Regions from separate parts of the Mus musculus genome. Here all the other regions are linked to region 3. Evidence: chromatin loops called from intact Hi-C (ENCODE). Cell type or tissue: left cerebral cortex. All regions are shown on one strand.

What was found. Peaks named below come from ENCODE experiments on the same cell type or tissue, not always from the same donor. Only the 100,000 strongest peaks of a DNase experiment are listed, where the experiment ranks them.
Region 1: a loop joins it to region 3, with 2.7 times the contacts of the local background. A loop is called at or near these places in 3 of 42 quality-filtered maps.
Region 2: it touches region 3 in a loop (14-fold over the local background); 2 of 42 quality-filtered maps call a loop at or near these places.

Annotation. Positions count from the first base shown.
Region 1 is chr6:36,511,564-36,519,563 of GRCm38, reverse strand. All of the region lies in intron 2 of Chrm2 (cholinergic receptor, muscarinic 2, cardiac), which reads right to left. Among named protein-coding and RNA genes, the nearest start is that of Mir490, 94 kb to the right of the region's middle. In left cerebral cortex, no CTCF peak of the experiment used is centred here; DNase peaks (open chromatin) are centred at 2,117, 2,728, 2,800 and 3,919.
Region 2 is chr6:36,434,940-36,442,939 of GRCm38, reverse strand. The region is part of intron 2 of Chrm2 (cholinergic receptor, muscarinic 2, cardiac); the gene reads right to left. Among named protein-coding and RNA genes, the nearest start is that of Mir490, 17 kb to the right of the region's middle. In left cerebral cortex, no CTCF peak of the experiment used is centred here; DNase peaks (open chromatin) are centred at 1,053, 3,485 and 4,773; H3K27ac peaks cover 1,541 bases.
Region 3 is chr6:36,601,386-36,609,385 of GRCm38, reverse strand. No RefSeq gene overlaps it. Among named protein-coding and RNA genes, the nearest start is that of Mir490, 180 kb to the right of the region's middle. In left cerebral cortex, no CTCF peak of the experiment used is centred here; DNase peaks (open chromatin) are centred at 595, 832, 3,422 and 4,379; H3K27ac peaks cover 912 bases.

The sequences.
Region 1 (8,000 bases), 90 kb after region 3:
CACGAACATACAAGCAACATTAAAGGCATTCAGGAGAGAGATAAACAATAATAATTACAGAAGGAGAGGTCATGGGTTTGAGAGCCGGGTAGGAGAGTACAATGTATGTACAATGTATGTATGTTTAGTATATATGAGGGATAAATATCATAGTATGTTCCAAGATGCTTAAAATTTTGTCTTAACAATGTTATAGTATACATAAGACTTTCAACCCAAAATTCTATTGTAGAAAATATAAAAATTATAAGGTTGACTTAGCAGGGCAATAGAAAAAGTATCAGAATGGCATGGAGACAAGGTTTCTCCCACCAAAGGATTAGTGGGTGATAATATGAAAAAGTTAATTTTTTTGTCTTAAGAATGAGATACAGTATTTTTACCTGTGTTATCATTGATTAAAATGGAAATGAAGCTTATTCATTTCGATGTTTTGTGTTATTTATCAACATATACTCTGTCTGTTAATCTGCTAAATGATATTAAAATGCAACTTTTACTTCGTAACATGAATTGTAGAAGATAATCCAAAATCTGCTTTAGGTCTTTGCAATACTTACTTAATCCCACTAATTAATGAATAGCATTGGTACTGATGCTAAGTACACTTTCTCCCACCAGAACTGTTAGAGACCAAATAAGTATTGTTTTTGTTTTGTTTTGTTTTTGTTTTTTTGTTTTGTTTTGTTTTGTTTTTTTAAAAGGCAAAGAAGAGCTGAGGAAACATTTATTCCAAGAAGTGTTAGGGAGCAAAGCCCTTGTTCTGTGAGAAGCATTCTGTTTACACAGTTTGATATTGATGCAATCAATGGTCACATGGTTTGTTTCTCTCTTATGTATTGTTAACTTTTGGTCACACAGACATGGAACACATTTCTGCTCCCCACCCCCCAACCCCCTTCAATCTGATTTCCCTTTGAACCAAGACATTGTGAGTCAGAGTGGGTGCCCATCCTTCTGTCCTTCCTCACCAGCTCCTGCATCTAACTGCAGCTGCAGGTGCAGTGGGAATGGCCACAGGGAGGAGCAAAGGCCCTGTTTCTCTTTGTTCCAAAATACCTTCTGAAGCCCTGGGAGGAGCAGATCCTCAAATGGTGTCACAGGCTGTGGGGGTGGAAGCAGAGAATGATGGAAACCCAAAGAAAATAGGGCATGTTCTCTTCCACAGGGGATTTCTAATCTAGGAGAGACAGAGGAAGCTGACGAGACTCACCTGCTACCTACAAGGCTGGACAGATGTGGGGCCAATCGCCAAGGCTAAGGCTTTAGGAGGAAGGTTGGCCAAAATGGAGCAAAATAAGCATGGTGGATCTCTGGGACCACTTCCCTAAATACCCTCTGCTCATCCCTTTCCCACTGTTTCCTCCCTCTCCTTCATGATGCCAGACTCATCCTTGCAGGACTCTGGGCCACCATATTTTTCTCAGTAAAGAACGGCCATCAATGGGAGGAGAGGCCCTTGGTCTTGTGAAGATCATATGCCTCGGTACAGGGGAATGCCAGGGCCAGGAAGCAGGAGTGGGTAGGTTGGGGAGCAGGGCGGGAGGAGGGTATAGGGGACTTTCAGGATAGCATTTGAAATGTAAAGGAAGAAAATATCTAATAAAAAAAAAGTGAAAAAAAAAGAACACGATAGTGGTGTTAAGCCACTGCTCTATGACTTTGATTTCAGTGTGTGAAGGTTCAGAAAACAGTAAGAAGAATCACACACTCATTTACCCACACAGACTTGACATGTTATTTAAAATAAAATGTGTCGAAAATATTCTCGAAGAAATGTGAGTTTTTCTCATTTAGGAAACTGTCGTTCAAAATGGTAGACTTTGCCAGCGATGCATTATATAATATTTTGAATTAAAAAAAAATTCCACACTGAAAACATACTATAGTTTCAAGCTGTTCCTTTTAGATCCATGGGTATTATCATAGAGATGTTAAAAAACAAAACAAGCAAAACACATTACCACCACCACCAACAAAACAGCCAATGGCAGGAGAGTGAATGTAGCTGAAACAGCACTCTGATTCTCCAGTCAGTGCACATAGAATTCATGAATTCTCTCAATGTGAAAAACATCAGGATTATGCACAAGCCTACTGCAGGGTAAACATGCTGGCTGTTTTGGCTGCCTGTCAAACGTAATACTATTCTTAGTGATTCTGGGACAAGCTTCCAGTCCATGTCAGCCACACTGCCGTTTCCTTCTTCAAAACACAATGTAAACACCACTTACCCTAGAAAAGTGCCATGACTAACAGGGAAAAGAGTGGTAGCCACGATTTCACTAGGATCTGAGCTTTCCCACCTCTCGCAGCTCACGTTTTAGTTATTATTCACACGGTGTTCCTCCTGACACAGTGGAAAGGGGGTCTGGATACGCATAAGCCCATTGAAACCAGAGAATGCTTACGTTTGTTATCGGACATTCGTTGTTAATGTCATCATTGTTATTGTGGTTTGCTTGGTTGGTTTGGTTTACCGAGACAGGGTTTCTCTGTGGAACAGAGCCCTATCTGTCCTGGATTTGCTTTATAGACCAGGCTGGCCTTGAACTCATAGAGACTCATCTGCCTCTGCTTCCAAAGAGCTGTGATTAAAGGCATGCACCACCATGCTCAGCTTGGTTTTTAAGCTTTAAAATCATATCTCTGTGAGTCAGGAAGCACACTGACTCCTGCACTGAATTCAACAGCACTCTGAGGAGCATGAGGGCTGTAGGCTTACGTTTTGCCTGGGTTTTCTCCTTTTGGAGAAAGTGCAACTCCTTTATAGTAAAATGCATGGGCCTAGAGCTACAGCATGAGACATGTATTACACTGAGAACCCCGATCAAACATCCAATCAGAGGCAACCCCGTGAAACAAAAGAGAAAATGGACCACGGGCCACAGAGCTGCCTGTGATTTCACAGCTGTATCTGTGTCTTTCTCTCTGTTTTTAAGAAGCAGGAACTGTGTAGCTGGCTTTTTAAATTTTGTTCTTGTGGTGTTCATTCCCCCAGCCCCTGAAGTTGGCAGGCTGCTAGTTTAATAGCACTAAATTAGTTAATTCATTGCTGTGAATTAAAAATGCGAATCAAATTTGCAGAGGAATTGAGGCTTGTTATAACCCTGATAGAAAATTCTGGAATGAAAGCTGCTGCTCTCAAGAAGCTGAGCAAAACCAAACAGTGTCCCCTATAGGGAGAATTTTCCAGGGTGTATATGCCTTCCATTGGGAGATGAGGAGAGCATGTGCCACCATGTTACTTTGGGTTGTAGCTGAAGGACACACCTGATGGGAGGTAAGAGGGAGCTGCATTTGTGAGTAGTGTGAAATGTTTATGTTGCCCTGGAGGACCATGGCAACTAGGATGAGAATAAATGGGATCAGGAGTTGTGCCCAGAGTAAGTAATTCACACACAAGTGAAATTCCCTCCGAGTATATGGAAAATTCAGGCAGCACAGTTTGAAAATAACTGGATAGAGATTAAGACACTCAGTTTACTTAGGAGTATATTTATTATGGGTCTGTCTCAGTGTACATGGCCCATGAAGGAAAAAAAAAAAAAAAAAACCTTACCCATCAATGTAATACATTGCTCTTTCTAGAATAAAAAAAAAAAAGTGCTTTTCTATGGAAAATGCAAATGAGTAGATTTTGTTTTATAGGCATGGCTTTAATGGTTACTATCATTTGAGGCACAGAAATGTACAGCAGATAGGTATCATCTCTCTTCTGGCTAACATCTCTAGAATAGAGATTGCTCTGGCTGTGTGGAGCCCAGAGAGTTGAATTCACCTCCAAAAGATCCAACTTGTGAGACTTCCCACTCTTCAGTGACACAAATAACACCTGCCTCATAGCCTTATGATTCATACCAGAGTCAATGGGGCTATAAAAATCCAATAGTAATGAAGTATACAAAGTGATGGGCAGCAACTATTTTTATTGTTTCTAATCCAAACACAGAATGATTGTTTCCCCAGAGCCTGATTGCAGCCTATTTCTAGAACTCTGAGAAATGACCACAGCGTTATCTCACTAAAACTTGAAGTCCAAGAGCATTGAGAAGATTAAAATTTTCACTAAATGATGGAATAGCAATTCAGATGAGGGGACACGAAAAACTGACTTGAGTCAGCAAAGATTCGTGTCTCTGAAGCACTAATTTAGAGTCCCAATAGAAAGCAAGTTGGAAAGAAAGAAGTTTGTGTCTGAAACCAGAGCAAGCTCCTAAGTGCTTGAAATAAAACCATTTCTTGTTTACAACCTTGGGCAACCACAGCAATAAAAGTGTATAATAGAATGCGCCATCCTCTGGTGCTCCTTCTCCTTTTTCTCTGATGCCCTTCCCTTTCCTTTGACTTCAGTTTAAAAATCACTTAAATATGTAAGTGTTTCTTTTTTGCATGCAGACTCTGTTGGTTTTACTAATTTTCACAGTTCTGGGGATTGAAGGCAGGGCCCTGTGCATACTAAGCAAGAGGTCTCTCATTGAGTTGAACCCACAACTCTTTCACCTCCATTTTTTCCAAACACTCTTTGACTTCACGTCTTTCTGGAAGCCCAAACTTTGTACTCATCAACACAGAGCAGTAACCTACACCTTTCCCTAAGAGACAAGTTTGGTGGTAACTGAGCCCAGTGTGAAAAATATGACAGAAATGACACTTGTTTTCTTGAACTGCACCATCTGGGCTTGGAAGTAGGCCAGACACAACTGGTTTGCAGTCACCTTCTTCATGCCATGTAGCAAATGCTTGCTGAAATTTGAGCAGTTTATGAAAGGGATAATTGTACATGCCTTTAGTTTCACCATACAGGAGGCAAAGGCAGGCAGATCTCTGTGATTTCAAAACCAGCCTCACTAACATAAGGAGTTATTGGCCATCCAGAGTTACATAGCGAGACCAAACAAACGAACAAACAAACAAACAAACCAAACTTTGAGCAAGTCACGTATAGGCACTGAAGTACAATTTCCATTCATTCATAAACAATGCATGACAAGGAAAGATCACCCAATATAGGATGGCAAATAGGTGAGAACTAATGTTCAAGACTGGTAGAAAGCAAGCTTTTAACTGCGGCATCTTATCGGTAGACCAGGTTTAGTATGAGTTGTTTACTGAGATGAGACTGAAATATGCTTAGCTTGACATATATATATATATATATATATATATAAAGTTTGTAATTACTTAATCTGTGGCACATCTCAAGATGGTAGGGAATAAGCTAGGGGATTTGGCCCCTGAATCTTTGCCCAACCACTGTGTAAATGCATGTATGATGTGTTTACATGATAAGTATTCTCTGAGTTGGAAAGCAAGGGTGGGTTTTCTGTTCCTATAAAGGCTATCAGAGAGGGAATCTTCTGAGGAAGGATTGGTACAACATGACAGCCTGCTACAGAAAGGGAACTTTCAGGCCACACAGCTGGTCTTCTGTAAGCAGCACCCCAACATGAAGAACGCCATGGCTTTAGTGCACCTTTACTTTTAAGGGAGACAATAGCAAAGGTTCTGCTTATCCAGCTATGGGAGGTGCCAGAAAGGGTTAGCTGTTCACTTTGTTAGGGTGACACAACTCTCCTGCAACTTCTATTTATGGATAGCTGTGATGTGTTTGTGGATGGGATACTTAAAGCTTTAGCTTAGCAAACCCTAAAAAAGAAGCCTATCTCATTTTTGGGGGGAGGGGATTGGGCAAGTGATCTGTTGAAACCTTTTTTTTTCTTATCTAATTGGTCTAATAGATATATAGTAAATAAATGTACCATTCACAGATTTTTCACAGAACATAATGCAGTAGGCTCCATGCAGGTACTCATTAAGTAGTCATTATGATTGAATTGATTATAATTTAAAAGGTGGTTCTCATAGGCAAATATAGCACAACAAGAAGTAACATAAAAGAATGAAGATCCCAGTTTGTACTGTTCCCCAAACATAAGAAAACAATTTGAATAATTTTTCATGAGTAAAATCAATTTCTTATTCTCTCATACACTTCTATTCAATGTCATATTTTTAAAAAATCCACTTTCATGTCAAGCATCTAGGTTCCTATGCTGGTATCATCTTTCTTAGGATGTGAATATTGGTAACTAATGTAACTAATATATTCTTAAGCAAGATGTCTGGAGGCTATGACAGTGAATCTCTTTTTAAAATCATACCTGTAGATCCAAGAAAGATTATTTGATAATCTTTAACTTATATTTTATTTCAAAAGAGTGTTCTCTAGAGAAGTTAATCTTTCTGATGGAGTAAGAAATAAAATTTAGCCCCTTGCACATTTTGATTGAACTCAATACTAAAAGCTTGCTTTGGCCATATCACCAATGAAGAATTGTTCTACCTTCCCCAGCAGTTTTCAACTACAAATTAAGAAAATATTAAAATTATGATGCTCAGGATATGATTTATGAATAAGGATAAATTAACTCAGAAATCATAGTTAACAGTCATTGGAGGTGCTATTTTCAATTAAAGAACTCTTCAAAAATCATTCCAGTTGTCAGTTTTACTCACTGAAGGGAAATACCTTGTATCAGGAATAAAGAACATCCTTACTAGTGATAGTGGTTTGGGAGAGGAGGGCAGTCTTAGGACTTCTCTTTCTCATATTTCTGTAGTCAGTCCAGTTGGATGAAGACACAAGTCTTTGTCTTCAATGTCCATTCACTGTCTACCCTATCCATAGTTTATGTGGCTTGCATGAGGTGCCATTGACTGTTTAAAGCCACTCTACAGACACCTTTGCCAGATATCTGTGTCCATGTTATTCTTCCAGGATCATTATAAGAAACTTCGCATTGTTTATGATATAATGCTTTTAAAGCATTAAATGGCAATACTCTAAGGACAAGAAGCATAGCCTATTGATTTTTTTTCCATCTGAGTCCTCGTTTTATTTTATTTTTAAATATTTTTTATTATTACGTATTTTCCTCAATTACATTTAGAATGCTATCCCAAAAGTCCCCCATACCCTCCCCCCGCCCCACTTCCTTACCCACCCATTCCCATTTTTTGGCCCTGGCATTCCCCTGTACTGGAGCATATAAAGTGCAGCTAGATTGCAGCTGAGTTCCACTAGCAAGAGAAGGGTTACAGATCCAGCACCAATAGCTATTGTGAACTAAGAATTTCCACCATCAGCAGCTATACCTTGACAAAGACAGCACCCACTTAAACTCAGTCTGTCTTCATGTATGATTCATGAATGGCCAGTAAAGTGGGAATATTCACCCAAAATGCTCTCAAGATAGATTCAATGGTGGGTCATCTCATTTTTATCCTATTTAGAACTGCATAGGCTTATAGATTGAAGTCTGATTATACACACATTGTTTTTCTTACTCCTCTCATTCTTATTCCACACATACTCTCCTTCCTTCCTTCCTTCCTTCCTTCCTTCCTTCCTTCCTTCCTTCCTTCCTTCCTTCCTTCCTTCCTTCCTTTCTTCCTTCCTTCCTTTCCTTTCTTTTCTATCCATTTATTTATTTGTTTATTTTTTAATTAGGTATTTTATTCATTTACATTTCAAATGCTATCCCAAAAGTCCCCTAGGCTGAGAAAGAAATTAGGGAAACAACACCCTTCATAATAGTCACAAATAATATAAAATATCTTGGCGTGACTCTAAGGAAGTGAAAGATCTGTATGATAAGAACTTCAAGTCTCTGAAGAAAGAAATTAAAGAAGATCTCAGAAGATGGAAAGATCTCTCATGCTCATGGATTGGCAGGATCAATATAGTAAAAATGGCTGTCTTACCAAAAGCAATCTACAGATTCAATGCAATCCCCATCAAAATTCCAACATTCATTTATTTATAAACCACTAGATTCTTTTAATGCTGCCCATATGTGCAAGGGTGTGGGGCCATCAACGGAAGCTTGGGAAGCCTACCCGTGGCCCATAGCCCATAAGAAGAATCATTTTCCCTTCCCTCAACCCCTGAGTTCGTCCACTGTTTTGCTGAATTTGGGTTGGCTTGGTTTGGGACA
Region 2 (8,000 bases), 170 kb after region 3:
AACTTTAGTAATTGTGACTGCAGGGCCCATTTCATGAGCCTGTACTCTAGGGGTGGCGACTCTGAGTCACAGCTGTATGGGGAATTTCTCCTTCTCATGTGGCGTCTGTCATGATTTTGACACGATGAAACCCTCTTTACACAACTGAAGAATTCTCACTCCAATATTATTCTGGAAATTCAACACACAGATCTTCCTTTATAAAGTCATTTGAGATAATGTATAAATTTGTAAATTTGATATGTGTGCTCTAATAGCACTTCTTTAAGGACTTATTAAGGATATAATTTCTTTAGTATTATTTAATTTTTTGAGTGTATTTTTGTAGGTGTATTTTGTGAGGACACAGCAACTGGTCATAGTGAAGACCACTTCCAGTGCTTCCAGAAGTCTGTGACAGTGCAGAACATTGAATCACACATACATTATGTTTTACATTCAAACAGATGTCGAGCAAAGCACCACTCTATCCATGGCCACATCATTATGTGGCCACAGCATTTTATGCAGCTTGGTCTTATAATCCAGGTATTCAGAAAACGTTTTATTCTAGGTCCCATTTTTCCCCTCAGAACTGGAAGTCAATTAATAATAATGAAATAAAAAATACCAATGATTTGTATGGAGGGCTAGCCATGCAGGTAGACATCACATAAAGTATTTTATATGGTGTAACCTAATGACTCCATGAAAATACTGGATGGTTGAGACTACTGATTTTATTTTACTGATGAAGTTGTTGGCAAACTTAAGATCGAATTTCTGAATACTGTTTGAACCCAGATTGTGTGACATCATAAGCTGCATTCCAATCTGGCATATCTAACTATATTCCAATTTATTGGTTACTTCAAAAGTAAACTATGAATTGTAGATGTTGTCTCTGAGAGGCTAGAGACTTGAAGAAGGGGATCCACTGAATATGTGAGATTTGACAGCGTAGCTTGGTTTTCTAAGTTTATCCTTGGGTATAAATAGAATTTCATCAATTAAGTCTCCTCCATCTGACAGCTGCAGCAGAGGCACCATGAGGAGGCTTTGCAGGCACAGTGACTGTCCTCTTCCTGGATGCTCACAGCACGGTACACACTAAAGTGTGCAGAGAAATGCAGGCAGATTCCACGGTCTCCTGGTGCTCATGCCTCTTCCACAAACGTGTCATTTTTTTTTCAAATATCTTATTTCTATCACCCTCATCCTCCACAATGCTGTATGCTGTAACTGTTGTGAGGAATTTGGACCCCTCTGTCTCCATTATGAGACATAGAATAATGAAAGAATTTATTTGGTCATTTGTCTTAATATCTAAATAGTAGAACTCAAACATGCAAAATGCAAGTTCTGAAGTTAGAGCAATGGATTTCTGTGATGGGGTGGGATGCATGGTTTTTTAAATGAGTCAGGCATTGGTTTTTTTTTTTTTTTAACCCCACACACTGGAATAGATATACTGAATGACTTTCTATGTTCAAAAGCAGTGGTCTAATCCTTCAGCCCCATTATAAGTACACAAAACCGTGAGTTAAATAATGTTATGTGAGTTCAATTATAACTAGGATCAAGGGAATCAGAACATAGCCAGGAACTAGAATTGAATGACTGAAGCAGACAATCTCTCCAGTAGGTAAACAGAAGATAAATTCTATGGCAAATACCCAGAAGTTTCAAGTTAAAACAAGTCCAGTGTGCAAGTAATGGAGAATGAAAAGGAGTACAAGGAGCCAGAGACAAAGGAAATTGAAAGGAAATCTAGAGCCATCCTAAATAAAAAGCCACACATTTGCAGATATAAGAGGTGTCAATATTGAGTTCCCCAGTACCTAGTACACTGAGTAGAACTGTGACATTCTCAGGAGTTACCAAGAACTACAAGTGCCTATATGTTGACATTTTTATTGTTCATTTTCCATCTACTATGAAGTGGTTTTTATTTTATATTTTCTCATAATTTTGAAGAAAATATAAGAGTCATCAATTGCTAGACTTGCTAAAATGTTAGACCTCTCTTCATTTACTAGCTGATTGTTCTATGAGCTTGCATCCAGCATACAACTGTTCTGAGCCTTCTGTATCCATGTTAGCATGCTGTTGATAACTCCTGGGTAACCAGGGAGAAAGGCAGAGAAAAAGCCATATACTGGCTTGAGGGTGTTCATTTGACCAGCAACCTGATATCTAACACAATAGAACCAACACAGATGTAGCCTTCATCAGTAGAAATGAGCTCAAATAAGAATTCTTATCACAGTTGCGAATGGGTAGATCATATCCTGAGTGTTACAGTCATTCAAACTGATAACATATCCTTTTAGAAAAAGGATATTAACAAATTGGTTTGTATTAGGTACTTGAAAGAAGAAATCCTGTTTTGCATATTGTTATCTCTTACAAAACACATGGTCTACACATAATAAAAGCTTGCAGAATGAAGCAGTGAAAGAGGGATGATAACACTATGGAACAGTAAGCAAAGGTTTGGAAAATAATAAGTGAAACATTTTTTTTTTCTGAAATCATCTGTATTACTCCAGTATAGCCATGAGAAACTGACAGATGATTTTGTTATGTTTAGTGTGTGTGTGTGTGTGTGTATGTGTGTGTGTGTGTGTGTGTGTGTGTGTGTGTGTGTGTGTGTCATGGAATGCCTGTAGAGGCCAGAGGACAATCTGTGGGACTTCATTTTTTCCTTTTACTCTATGGGTCTTGAGGATGGATTTCTGGCCATTAGCCTTGGCAGGTGCCTTTGTCTTCTGAGACATCTTGCTGGCCCCAAATGATGGACATTGTGACAATGAAACTTAATCTCACCATCAACAGAATTGTACAACGGTTATTCTGTTGTGTGTAGGGTAGAGTATGGGTAGTGATGAAGCTATATAGAAATATGTTTGGCACAAGGTAAAAGCCTGCTTGTCAGAGCTGGAAGAAGAGACTGCAGTTGACATGTTATATGGGAGTCGGCAGCAAATAAATATTTGTCATTCCCTGTCTGAATCATCTAGGACATTATGATAATTGACCCTAAAGCATGAAAGTAACTGTAAACCTAAAACCTCGTGCTAAACTACCAATGGCATGGGATTTCATAGGATCTTAGAAGTAACATATGCAACACACACACACACACACACACACACACACACACACACACACACACAAGCTGATCTTTCCCCTAGGAACTTTGTATTTTGCTGAGCAGATAGGAAGTTTCTTACCATGTGCTTATCTTCAGATGAGAATTAAACAATGTAGTTTCTTGCAATAAATAGTGTATTGGGGAGGGGGTAAAAATATAAAGGTAAATTTAAGCAGTGATGGAATTTAGCTGGGATACAGGATGTGTGCAAAAGCTAATTGAAACACAGGTGCCAAATTCTGCTTGGTGTCTTCACATTCCCTATCACAATGCCTGTCCTTTTATGTTAGCTACATACCCATAACCCTGTCTGAGAATTCAACCGTCTCTAAACAGCTGCTTAGTTCTCAGCAATTTCTCAGTTGCTTGCTGAACATACCGTTTCACAGTTGAGTCACCCCACAAATGTATATAGAGTAAGAAGGGAGATGTATTCCTGGAAGAGTGGAAGAGTTAGTTCCATGCTGTGTTCTTTTGGTCACAAGAACTCAAAATCTATCTCAGAGCTTTTACATTTAGTGTTCAGTGTAAGAAATAATTATTTATGTACCATTTCTAATTTCCTTGGCTATCTGTGATTTTAGCACTTATAAGAAGCAATAGTACATCTACTTTTATCTATATATCTGACAACCACATTGGAAGTATCACTACAAGAAAGTTAATTTCATAAAAGATACCATCACATTTGCAATCATGATCTGAGAACTTTCTGCTCTACTAGATCCATCACATTGCATTGTAATAACATTCCTTTAAGAGGTGGATGATAGTTTGATGACAGTTGGCATATGATAGCTCATCTAATAACAGCTGTGCTCCAAAAATATTCCTACAACTCCTATTCAATAAGTAAATACATTGAGACTTAAAGGAATCTAAATGCATATGGTAGAGTCACTTTCTCTCAACCTTTTGTAAAAATTATTTACCTCTAAGAAAATGCAAGTCTTGTATCAGTTTATGCAACAGTATAAAAAAACAAGGAACAAAGCCAGCAACAGTTTAACATGCAGAAACTTTGGTAATGAAATCAAGAATGTCAGTGAAACTTTCTAATTGCTGCCTGTTTGTTAGGAAGGAGTCAGGCAGGAGTTGCTTCCCAGGGGAATCCATTCAATTCAACCATTACAAAATCGACTGTTCATATCCAGACTGGTTGGGAGGAACAGGAGAGCACCTATACAGAAGAAAGGCAGAATAGGGTGGAGATAGTGTTTGTAGAAGGCAGAGAACCCGAAGCTGTATATAGAAAATATGTGCAGATGCCCACAGTGAGGAAAGACAGAAACTGGGGTAATGTTCTGTGGCAGAAGAGGGTTATATAAAAGAGTTTGGCTTTCTTTTTTTTTTTTTTTCTCCCTAAGAAGTACAAGAAGAACATCTTAACTTGTGCACAGCTTTTCACTTCTAAGATTCCATGCTATACTGGGCAGAAATGAACAGGTCCAAAGGGATGCAACCTGACATGTGTGTGTGTGTGTGTGTGTGTGTGTGTGTGGTGTGTGTGTGTGGGTGTGTGTGTTGTGAAGAGAGATGTAGGGAAAAGAGGTATGTGACTCAACTAAAGCAGTAGCTGTGCAAATGTGGAGGGATTTTGAGAAATGTTAATGAGGTAGCGTCGACAGGATTTCTGGGTTACACGAAGGAAGCAGAGCGTAGGTGGTGGTGTGGGTGGGGGCAAGGTTGCTGCTTCAGCAAATGAGCTTTGGGAAAGAACAAATCCTAGTGCTGACTAAGGAGAGTCTCTCAGGGGGTGCTTGAGGCTGGGTGCCATGACTCGGAACACTTATGCTTTGTATGGATGAGACGTTTCTCCAGCACCACCTATGTGGTGTAGGCAAAGCTATCTCCCTACAGTCATTAGAAGGAGATGGGAAACTGATTTGAAGTAATGAAGAGAATGGTTTGTTGAGTTCTAGCATTTAAACCCAGGAGAGAAGGAAGAGAAGAAGAGAGAAGCTGCTAAGACAGTAATGAAGGTGGTGGCAGTGAAGGTCCGTGCACTATTGAAGGATGCAGACAATTGGACACGAGAGAGAAGAGTGGGGGAGTCCGAGCAGGAGAGGCAACATTTTAATTCAGGCTTTCAAGAAGCTTTGGAGCTATGACTGGTGATAACAATTCACCCAGATTTGGAAGTCTAAAGTGAAACAAAGACAAACATCATAGACAAGGAAGAGCAGAGACTGAGTGGCTGAAGTACTAGGACAGAAGACATGAAAGCCACCTAAGATGCTGGGAAGACTCACAATTCAGATTTGGAGGGCACAGCAGCCACAGAAGTCAATGGAGGGAGCAGGATGCCATGGAGCCTGGCAGGTGAGAGGCTCTTCACCATTGGGTAAGAAACAAGAAGCATCTTCTGGGAAGGTGCAGAATTCTACCACCTGCTTCTCAAACGGGAGGTTCCTGGGCAGATTTCACTTGAGATCACTGTGTGGAAAGTGGTACCCAGGAGAAAGTGAGGAGATAGATAAGATTGAGAAGGACAGGGAGACCCAGGTGAAGATCTGAAAACTGTCACCCTTGGGAAGAAAAAATATACTGCTGGCAGAAACTAAATGTGATGAATGGTGATGGGAAGTCTAGACATGAATGGGTTGGTTGAAGACTTTAAAGAGGAAATGCTGAGCTTCAGTGAATGGAGAGTACAAACTAAATTGAATCAATACAGTTTTTCCAGAGTCGACTTTTTCCAGAGTCGACTTTAAACGAATAATGATAGAATCTAAGGTGTGAATGATTCAGAGTAGGTATAACCACTTCCCCCCAAAGATAGAATACAAATCTAGCTTGGGTACTGAGAGAGGTGACAGTGCAGAACACAAGAGAAAACAGAATTTGGAGCAGCGCCTCCCTTCTCCCAGAGTTGTTTAAAGGCAGTTTCTAAATGCTACAGAGGATTTCCCATGTGACCAGGGCACACATACAATGAGAGCATATGTGCTGCTCCTCTCATCATGGTGACCAGGAACACACTGTGTGTTCAATCTCAGCAGTTGAATGAGCTCTCTTTTTAGACTAAGACATGAGCCGTGTGAAACACGAATGGGCGACTCTCCAGCCACTGGACTGTGATCCTCAGATCCCCCATGCCTGCAAGGTGAAGAATCTGCAAGTGGAAGGTGCCCTTATATTAACCGAAAGGATGTCCAGGGGGTTGTTAGTAAGAACTGGTGAGACATTGACAAAAAGAAGTGACGAAGAGGAAATAAAGCACAGAAAAAAGAGTTTGAAAATATATAACCATGGGAATTGCTGACATACACTGTCTCTGTCCACTGGAAACCTGAGCAATATGCTGGCAGCACATAGGAGACAATGTAAACTTCAGTTCTTGGGAAACTGATTAATGTAGAAATGTTGACTAGTAGACAAAGAGATAATCTGAAGATTGATATAAGCCACATGGGGCCAAAGGGCAAAGACAATCCACTGAGTCCTTAAGTTTATCACATGTGAGATGCAGATCATGCATTCTGGTTCTGCCAACCTTATTAGGTCAGACTTAAACAGACTTTAGAACTTACCCTATTGTTCATAAGTTATTGTGAAGGAAGGAAGGTTCTGAATGGAGAGATTCAATGGGATTTAAAAACAGAGAAACAAACACTAGTGGGCCAAGAAGATGACCCATGTGTACTTGCTGCACGAACATAAGGATCTGAATTTGGATCCTCAGAAACACTAAAAAGCCAGACATGACAGGGCACTCATGTAATCTCAGAACTATGGGGTATAGACACGATGGTTCTTAACTTCTCCACCTAGGTAGTTTATCCCAAATGGCAATCAGGAGGTTCAATGAAAGACCGTCTCAAATTAAAAAGTAAAGAAGCAACTAAGATATCCCAACATTAATTTCTGGTCTGGCCAGTTAAATGTGTTCAAGTATACCACCACAAACAGGCACCCCTAATCACCACACACTAATTAATGGGCCAGTTAAAGCCTAAAATATATCCTTTCCTGAGATAGTCTTGAATTTTAGAAAACATCCCTGTTCTGACTCGTGACCGTCATTTAATGTTTCCAACGGAACATTTGACTGCCTGAAAATCTACAAGCATCTACCATGTTCTTTATTCAACCTACAAATCAGTCTACAGCTGTAATAGTTTATTAACATAGAGAAAAGTTGCAGGAGGCACTACAGTTTACTTCTCAGGACGCTTTTATACTTATGACCTTGTGACACCTCAGCAACCATTCTTTCTTTTCAGAAGCCAAAGATGTGCTTCCATAATGTTCTAACTGATAAGAAACAAAGAGACACAGTATTTGTTCTTCCATGATTTTCTCACGTTAGACCATAGGAAAAGATAAGCAAAGTAAGGCTAGAGTGACTAAGGATGAGCAGAGCAGCAATCTGACATTTACAGAGGGGGAACACAGCGGGGAAAGATATATGAGGATTAGAAAGCACAGAGGTAACAGCTGTATCCATCGAACAGAGGGACAGGGCAGGGAATAACCAAGGAAAATTAGCAGGGTGAACAAGATTGAGTGGCATGTAGATGCCACCACAGTTTCTTGTTAAGCTTATAGTGTATCTATTCTCCCCTAAAACGGAGTGAGAGCTGGTAAATCAGTAAATCAGGCACAGTGGCACAGGCCTGAAATCCCAGCACTCGGCAGAAGGATCCACAGTCTATCATCCTCAGCAACATAGCAAAGCTCCAGGTCAGACTGAGCTACAAAACTAAGATTACAACAACAAGAAGAAAGTGAAAGCAAAGAAAGTGATGTGCTAGGACATCAATGGAAGGCCGGGGTAGCAGGAGCCCCCCAGACAAAGTGGACAAAACAAATAATCGACCAACAGACCAACAGCAACAGAACCATTGGAAAAGGTAATTGT
Region 3 (8,000 bases):
GCCCAGGTTCCCCACAGTCATGAAATAAGAACACGGCATTACCTGCATATTTTTTTGGGGGGGGGGTTATAGCAGTATTTGCTTGATTCCAGAGTTATCATTATTTATAATTTTACAGAAACCATATTTCTCTCAGGGTTAGATACATAACTTAGCAGCCTGTCTATAAGCATTTCATAAATATCTCTAAACCACTTAAGAAAATTCACAGTATATATCAATATAACAACCGGATTACCAGCTAGAGAAAAAGTAGGAATAGTTTTACAATGCTGCAGGACAGGAAGAGAAGAAACATAGAATGATTTTCCTTTGTAAATAGATAAGGCACTCTTAAAAATATGTGTAAATAATTAGAAGATGTCACAGTAGTTAGACTATTCCCTCCATATTTAGATATTTTGCCCAGAACCCTTTTTAACCTGCAGGAATTTCTTCTCAAGAATTCTGTTTTTCCAGCGAAGCTTTGCCAAGCCCACAGTTTCTGTTCACAAGCGTTATAAATACTTTTAATGTCAAGCTCTAATCCTGAGCAAGATGACAATTTTACATCTCTAATCATGAGTCAGACGGAGGCATTTCACACGCCTGTGAGGCAGCAGTGGGTGTCCAAGCTGTTTAGACCACTGATCCTTCAGCGTTTATCTTCTTATGGAAATTTTGAAAAGCATAAAAATGCCACAAAAGTTGACCTTTGTGTCTTGTGCTGTGATCCCTCACCTCGGATCTGACAATCATCCACGGGAAAGATGACGCTGTGAATTACCAGAGGCTTGAAAAAGATTCAAAACATGATGAGTCTCTAAACCCTTTTCCTGGTTTCATGATGAGAAAGACAAGAGGGCATGCTTCCAGGAGAATTTTCACAGTACCCCTAAAGTGTCAGTGCTTTAATTAGGACAATATTTCAAGTGTCACTGGATAAGATGACTAAATAAAGCTGGAGGATAAGCTGGTGGAGGTGAGAAAGTCCTTGAAGGCACTTTAAACTCTGCAGAGAATCCAGAGACATCTATTCCGCATCATAGGAGAGAACAACAGTTCACTGTGATTTACACCTCCAGCCCTCAGTGTAATCCAACGCTGGCTTGTTTGTCCTCATGAACGGAATTTGTTTTGTGTCCAATATTCCTGTTGGTGGTGCATGGTTTTTAATGCACAGTGGGATCTTTTCCTCACGATCATCTTTTAATTCTATATCTTACTTCGAATTTACGTCTAGCCCAAAGATGAGGAAGACATACACTGTCTGTTCCTCTGGAATATTTTCTCCATTTTATTCTCCCTGTTCCTCCAGCAGACCAAGTCTCACGTGATCTATGGGGACTCAGCTTAAATCATCTCCATAAAGTCTTTTCATGTGCTCTCTCTCTCTCTCTCTCTCTCTCTCTCTCTCTCTCTCACACACACACACACACACACACACACACACTCACACACACACACACTCACACACTTTTTCACATCCTACCTTTTGTCTACTGATGAGCTTCTACAAGGATGCTCTAAGCATCTAGTTTGATATTATTTAAAGCTTGGGCTCAGGAGTCAGGATCCCTTATCATTAGCAGTGCAGCCAGCTCTCTGACTTTCAGATGTTTACTAATGTCACTGTATTCACCTTTTTCATCTAATGGATAGACATGACGAGGGATGCTTTGTGGGTTTACCTGTGTGACAGTCTCTTGGTGCAAAGGAACAACTTGAGTGGTGCTTTGCTGAGTGAATAGGAGTGAATGGTTTTTCTGTTGGACCCATTGTTATTTTCCTTGAAGACAGAGATATTTTTTTTGGTCTGGTCCATTGCAGAGCCAGAGAAAATGTTTAACGAGCAAACATTTTTTTTTCTACTCTTACTCAGCAGCAATGAAGATCATTTTATTAATTTTTGAGGGAGTCATTTTAAATTAAAAAGAAAACAGAATCCCCAAAGCAAAACCCTTTCCTCTGCTTTTAGTAAACATGGTAATAAAATGGATATCTTCACAGAAGGAAGATGCCCCAGTTAAATAACTACATCTTGAGTTAAACTCAATTCAAGGAAAGCCTTGAAAGATTTTGTAAAAAAAAAAAAAAAAAAAAAAAAAAAAGTACTGCATTGGCTGAGGTCTGGTTTCTGGGCTCTTGCAATGAGATATTGATTTGATTTTAATGGCTAGTGCTTTCTAAAGGACCACAAATAGTCACAATAAACTATATAGATAATTTGCTCAACAATTTGCATTCTTTTCTATTTGGGTTCTGCTGCATAAATCAGTGGTCTCTTGTTATTGTGATAGACTGCTGTCAGTAATAGGCAAACTTATTATAGAAGCTGTTTCTAAGCTAATGCTTCTTCTCCTAGTTTAGATGTGGACATAGAGACATATATGTTTGGGGACATGTTTGTTTCCCAACAAAAGAAAAACAAAAGGTAAATAAGATTTTCTTTAGGCTTGTTATTTATTATTATTTATTATTATTATTTATTATTTGAAGTTATGATTCTATTAAGCCTCCTTTATATCCACCTGGCTTCAAAAGGCATGGTAGTGATAAAATTTACTGTCACTTCTATTTACAAAATGCTTTGCAATTTGCAAAGTGCTTCACTGGTAGGCAACAGCCAATTCATTTATCCTGGCACATTTCAGTGTGTTCAAGTCCAGCCAACGAGATTCCCTGATGATTGTTTTGGATTTATTTAGACTACATCTCTCCAATGTGACATGGTCAGACTGTAAAGTAAGTTATTGAGAAGGCTCTCCGATTCAACATGACAGGGAGTTGCTCTATTTTGAGATATCCACAGAAAAAGAGCCTCTACCACCCTCATCTAAGGGCTAATTGTGACTCTTGAGCAGTTTAAACAAACATAATGTATTTTTTGGACTGATTTGGTGATTTTTCATGAATCAACTGAAATAATTATTGTATATAATTTTATTAAAATCCAGCAACAAACATCACAGTATTCACATTAGGTATCCATACTATTTGGACTCTATTACTTTGAATTTATAGTTGCCCTCTTATATTTAGATTCCACTAGAAACCACTTCAAGTTGGTTTTTATTTTTTAATAAGGAAGGGTATATATTATTTATTTTCACATATAATATTGCCTTTGATTCTTATATAACGACCATGAAGAAGTTTCATTACTAACCAAATTTTAACTACTCATATTTCTATTTTCCTGCAAGTGGTTAGGCACTTTATGAAAAGCTTGAGGCTAAGAGATAACTGTGTTTGGGATTCTGTGTTCTGTAGCTCTGGCTCCTGCTTTGTATAATCGATCCCAAATGCAGGCTTATGCAAGCAGGCATCCTGGAGCCTATGCCAGGACGTCTCTCCAGCACTGATTAATTTCTGTGCCTAAAAGCCATGTGTTCATTGTGGATGATAAGCTTGTTGCACAAACACAAGTTTGCCACACTGAGTAAGTCTGGCATTACTTCTGTACAAATCCCAGTGACTGAGGAAATTTGCCAAAAGGAAGGAAAAATTCCTCCCAATTTAGGCAGAATCAAATGTGTGTGGAAATCTGTAGAATTTTACATACTAAAAAGAGAAAACATATGTTTATAAAGCTGGTTGGAAATGTATTTAACTCAATATGTCGCACCATGAAAACCCAGATTCGAGCCTTTGGGAGTGGCATAGACAAGCCCAGAATAGAAGGTACACACTAACATACAGGTAACCACTAAACTGCAAAAAGTCAAGGTGTGTCAACATACTCTTCTATTAATCCTGTCCAAAATCCTCACACAGAGAGAAATAATGGTTTTGTTAAGTGATGTATCTACATGGGATTTCCCCTGTGTCTGTAATTATGGAAGCCTGAGAATTTCAAGATCAATGTCTTCCGATAGAAAAAAGACAAAGAAAAAGGAAATAAGAGAAAACAAAGCAAAATCTCAAGTATGAGAAGTCCAGGAACATTCCATCAGTTAAGCAATTACCTAGAGAATGGTTTTACTTTTGATCTTCCTGTTCTGCTTTCTCTTGTTCTTCTTATAGTCAGTTCCTCCCCCTCCCTATACCCTCCCCTCCCCTCCCCTCTCCTCTCCTCTCCTCTCCTCTCCTCTCCTCTCCTCTCCTCTCCTCTCCTCTCCTCTCTTCTCTTCTCTTCTCTTCTCTTCTCTCTCCTTCATTTTCTCTTATTATTATTTTTTTTGGTATGGAACAAAGTTCATTTTTTTTCTCCCAAAAGTGCTATATCCAGGCTTTTGGAAGCAGGTGAAGTGAAGCCATGCATCTTTGGCCCAATTAGAAACACAGTGTTTGCCTCTGGAAAGGAATCTGGGATCCATTCCTGGGTTCTCCCACCTGGTGTAGAAATTTTCTTGGCAATATCTCTAACAGATGGCCATGGAGCCTCTGCTGGGAAACCCAGTCTGGGAAACTTCGCACATACCCACTACCACCACCACTACTGTGAGTGAGGAGGTGTGCTTTACCCTACATATATTGCTATGAAGCTCTTTTTTTGTGTCCTTGCTCTTTGGAGCATCAAAGGACAGATACGTCCTTTTCCACTACATAGTTCTGAAAACAAGCAGAAGAGACTTCCCAAGATTCCTACTGTGACCCAACGTCAGACTCATGTGCTGTCTACTCCCTATGCCGAATGTCTTCTGGGAGCTTCTGCTGCCTAGTTATTGTCCTCCCAGAAACAAGTTGTTCCTGATTTGCCTAGAATTCAGTTTACAGATGGCAACTGGTTAGTTCATGCAGTAGCGAAACAATCCTTTCCTGTACTGAGTTTAAGCAACATTTCTCTTAGTCTGACCCAAGATTGAACTGCAGTCCACCAGCTCCAGAAGCATTACTTATGAGAATCATATTCACAGAACCCTCTCAACTATTTAAAAAATTGACTATTTTTATTCCATTATAGTTAATTATTGCCTATTACTTAATGGGAGAATCACATAGTAAAATTGATAGCAATGATAAACAGAAGTATATGTAACTAGAAATGCTTCATGCCTTTGGTCCTAGCACTTAGAAGACATAAGTAGAAGATTGATGCTTCGAAAGTAGCCTGGTCTACTCAGGGACTTTCAGGCATCTATAGAGACAGCAAGGTTCTGCATCTCTGGGATGATGGTAACCTAATTGTGGTGGGTGATCTTGATGTATTTACATGTACTTTATTGAGTAATTTTGCATCTCTGTTTATCGTGGGGATTGGCCTATCACTTTATTTTTTGTTGAAGTTTTTTTTTTTCCTAGTTTAGATATTAGTGTAATGTTGGCTGCATAAAAAATTATTTGGAAGCATTCCTTCGTTTTGTATTTTATAGAATAATTTGGGAGTCAATAGTTTTAACTCTTCATGAAATTCTGCCATGAGTCCATGTGGGATGACTGAGTTCTTTTGAGGTAGGATGTTCTTTATTACTGCTTCAATGTCATTGTTTCTGACAGATCTGGTTTATCACGCCGACTGGCTCCTAAGAACAGCGGGACTCTCACTTGCACCATCAGTATCACACTGTTGAGGGTCACTCTGTGAAAAAAGTCCTTTCTACTCTACATCGCAGGCTTTTGGTAGTTTCCTTTGCTACCTCCTGAGAATCTAGGGAAAAGGTTTTGGCTCTAGGAGCCTGTTATGGTTTGAATATGAAATGTATCCTATGAGCTCATATGTTGAGCTCTTGATCCAAGCTAATAGCACTGTTTTAATTTGTCTGAAAACACTTGAAAAGTGGCACTTAGTTGAAGAAAGTGGGTTAGTGGAGGCTCTATATCTTTCCTTCATCCCTTACAGTAATCTCTTCCCTCTGTTTCATGATAAATATAAATTGAGACTCTCCTTTTCCTCCTTGTATTATAATGTTCTACTGAAGTTCATAGGAATTTGGGATCATGGAATAAACCCTTTAAAACTGTGAGCCAAATAGCTGTGGTCTCCTTTCATTTGTTTCTGTTCAGCATTACAATACAGCTATTAACTAATACAATCATTCCTAAAATAATATTTTTTTCTTTTCTTTTCTTTTCTTTTCTTTTCTTTTCTTTTCTTTTCTTTTCTTTTCTTTTCTTTTCTTTTCTTTTCTTTCTTTCTTTCTTTCTTTCTTTCTTTCTTTCTTTCTTTCTTTCTTTCTTTCTTTCTTTTTTTTTTTTTGAGACAGGGTTTCTCTGTGTAGCCCTGGCTGTCCTAGAACTCATTCTGTAGACCAGGCTGGCCTCGAACTCAGAAAGCCACCTGCCTCTGCCTCCCAAGTGCTGGAATTAAAGGCGTATGCCACCACTGCCGGCAATAATGTTTTTCTGAATATACTTTTATCCTCTTTTCTTAGACCCTCAAAATGGGTCTGCTGGTCTCTCTATCTGGAGTAGGTTGAAGAAAGTATGATTCTCATCTGCTGCTTGGAATTTTAGCTGCTAGAACTAGACATGTAGGTATAAGGTCAGATAAGGAACAGTAACAACAATGGGAAAAAGAACATTTACAAAGAACGCTCCTCATTTCCTTCCCAGTTTTCACCATCACCATGACCCTCACTGCTTCATGGGTAACTTTAACCACATACGTAATTGGATAGATATTTATTGTGAGCATTCATATAGAGATATGATTTATGGTCTGATCTAATTAATACAAATATTAATACTGATATATCTACTCCCAAACTGTCTTTGCTGTCAGAAGTAGCTTTATTTTCTATTTTAAATCCTCTTACATGAAAGTACATACTTTAATAAGAGCAATAATGATTAATTTTATTATTTGAACATGAGAACGATGGAGCATAAGACCAAAAGTAGCGATGGAAAGAGAATGAATATAAATTCGACGCTATGCTTATTAATATACTGGAATCTGGCTTATATCAATGACTGATTTTTTAAATTGTTTATTGAGAAATGAAAACGATGCAAATTATTTGATTGATTAGGCTTAGATAATGCTAAATTGATGTAGAATACAATAAAGCAGGGAACAAAACTGGATAAAGAAAATTTTAAAATGAGGGCACATTCTTTGAAAAGGATAACTATACTTAGCAAAATCCAATGAGAGCACTGTAGATTTTAGACAGCTAAGCTACTTGTAAGTGGATGCTTAGGTCTGGTGTTTAGGCAAGTTGGATGAACAGAATCAAGCAAAAATGACTTGAAAGATGAAAACCAGTCTTTTTTTTTCCTGGCAATAAATTGATATTTTTAAAAGAATCTCATAACCAATGAGGAAGCATTTTGTAAAAATTACATTTGAATGTTCAGTGTTTCATTTGTTTTTTTTTCTTAAACTCATTGTCACCATTTTCTTTTATCTTCTTTTTAAAATTCAAAAGGAAATATGAAGACTTTAATGTTTTAAAATATCAACAATAAGTATACATATTTATTGAAAATACAGTTTTCCTACAATATGTTCTGATCATAATTTCCCCTCCTCCAACTCCTCCCAGATCCTTCCTACCTCCCCACCCTCTCAACTCCATATCCTTTCTTTTTTTTTTGAGTTTGCATATATATCATTTTTATTAGACATTTCTTCATTTACATTTCAAATGCTATAGGAGGAACAACAATATGAACTAACCAATACCCCCAGAGCTCATGTCTCTAGCTGCATATGTAGCATAGGATGGCCTAGTCGGCCATCAATGGGAAGAGAGGCCCTTGGTCTTGTGAAGATCATATGCTCCAGTACAGGGAATGCCAGGGCCAGGAAGCAGGAGTGGGTGGGTTGGGGAGCAGGGCGGGGGGAGTGTATAGGGGACTTTTGGAGAGGAAACCAAGAAAACCAGTCTTTTGATGTGATTGGTTAAAATTCAGGCAGAGGTTATGGATCATTCAAGAGACATTTCCTAAGAAAATATGGAGATGGTGGAAGAAGGGTCTCAAAACACTACATTAAAAAAAAGTATTTTAATTATTATTATTATTTTATTTTAGTGTTAGTGTGTGTGTGTGTGTGTGTGTGTGTGTGTGTGTGTGTGTATGGTGTGCAGACTACATCTGTAGATCTTACTCAGTTACTCTTCACCAATTCCTAT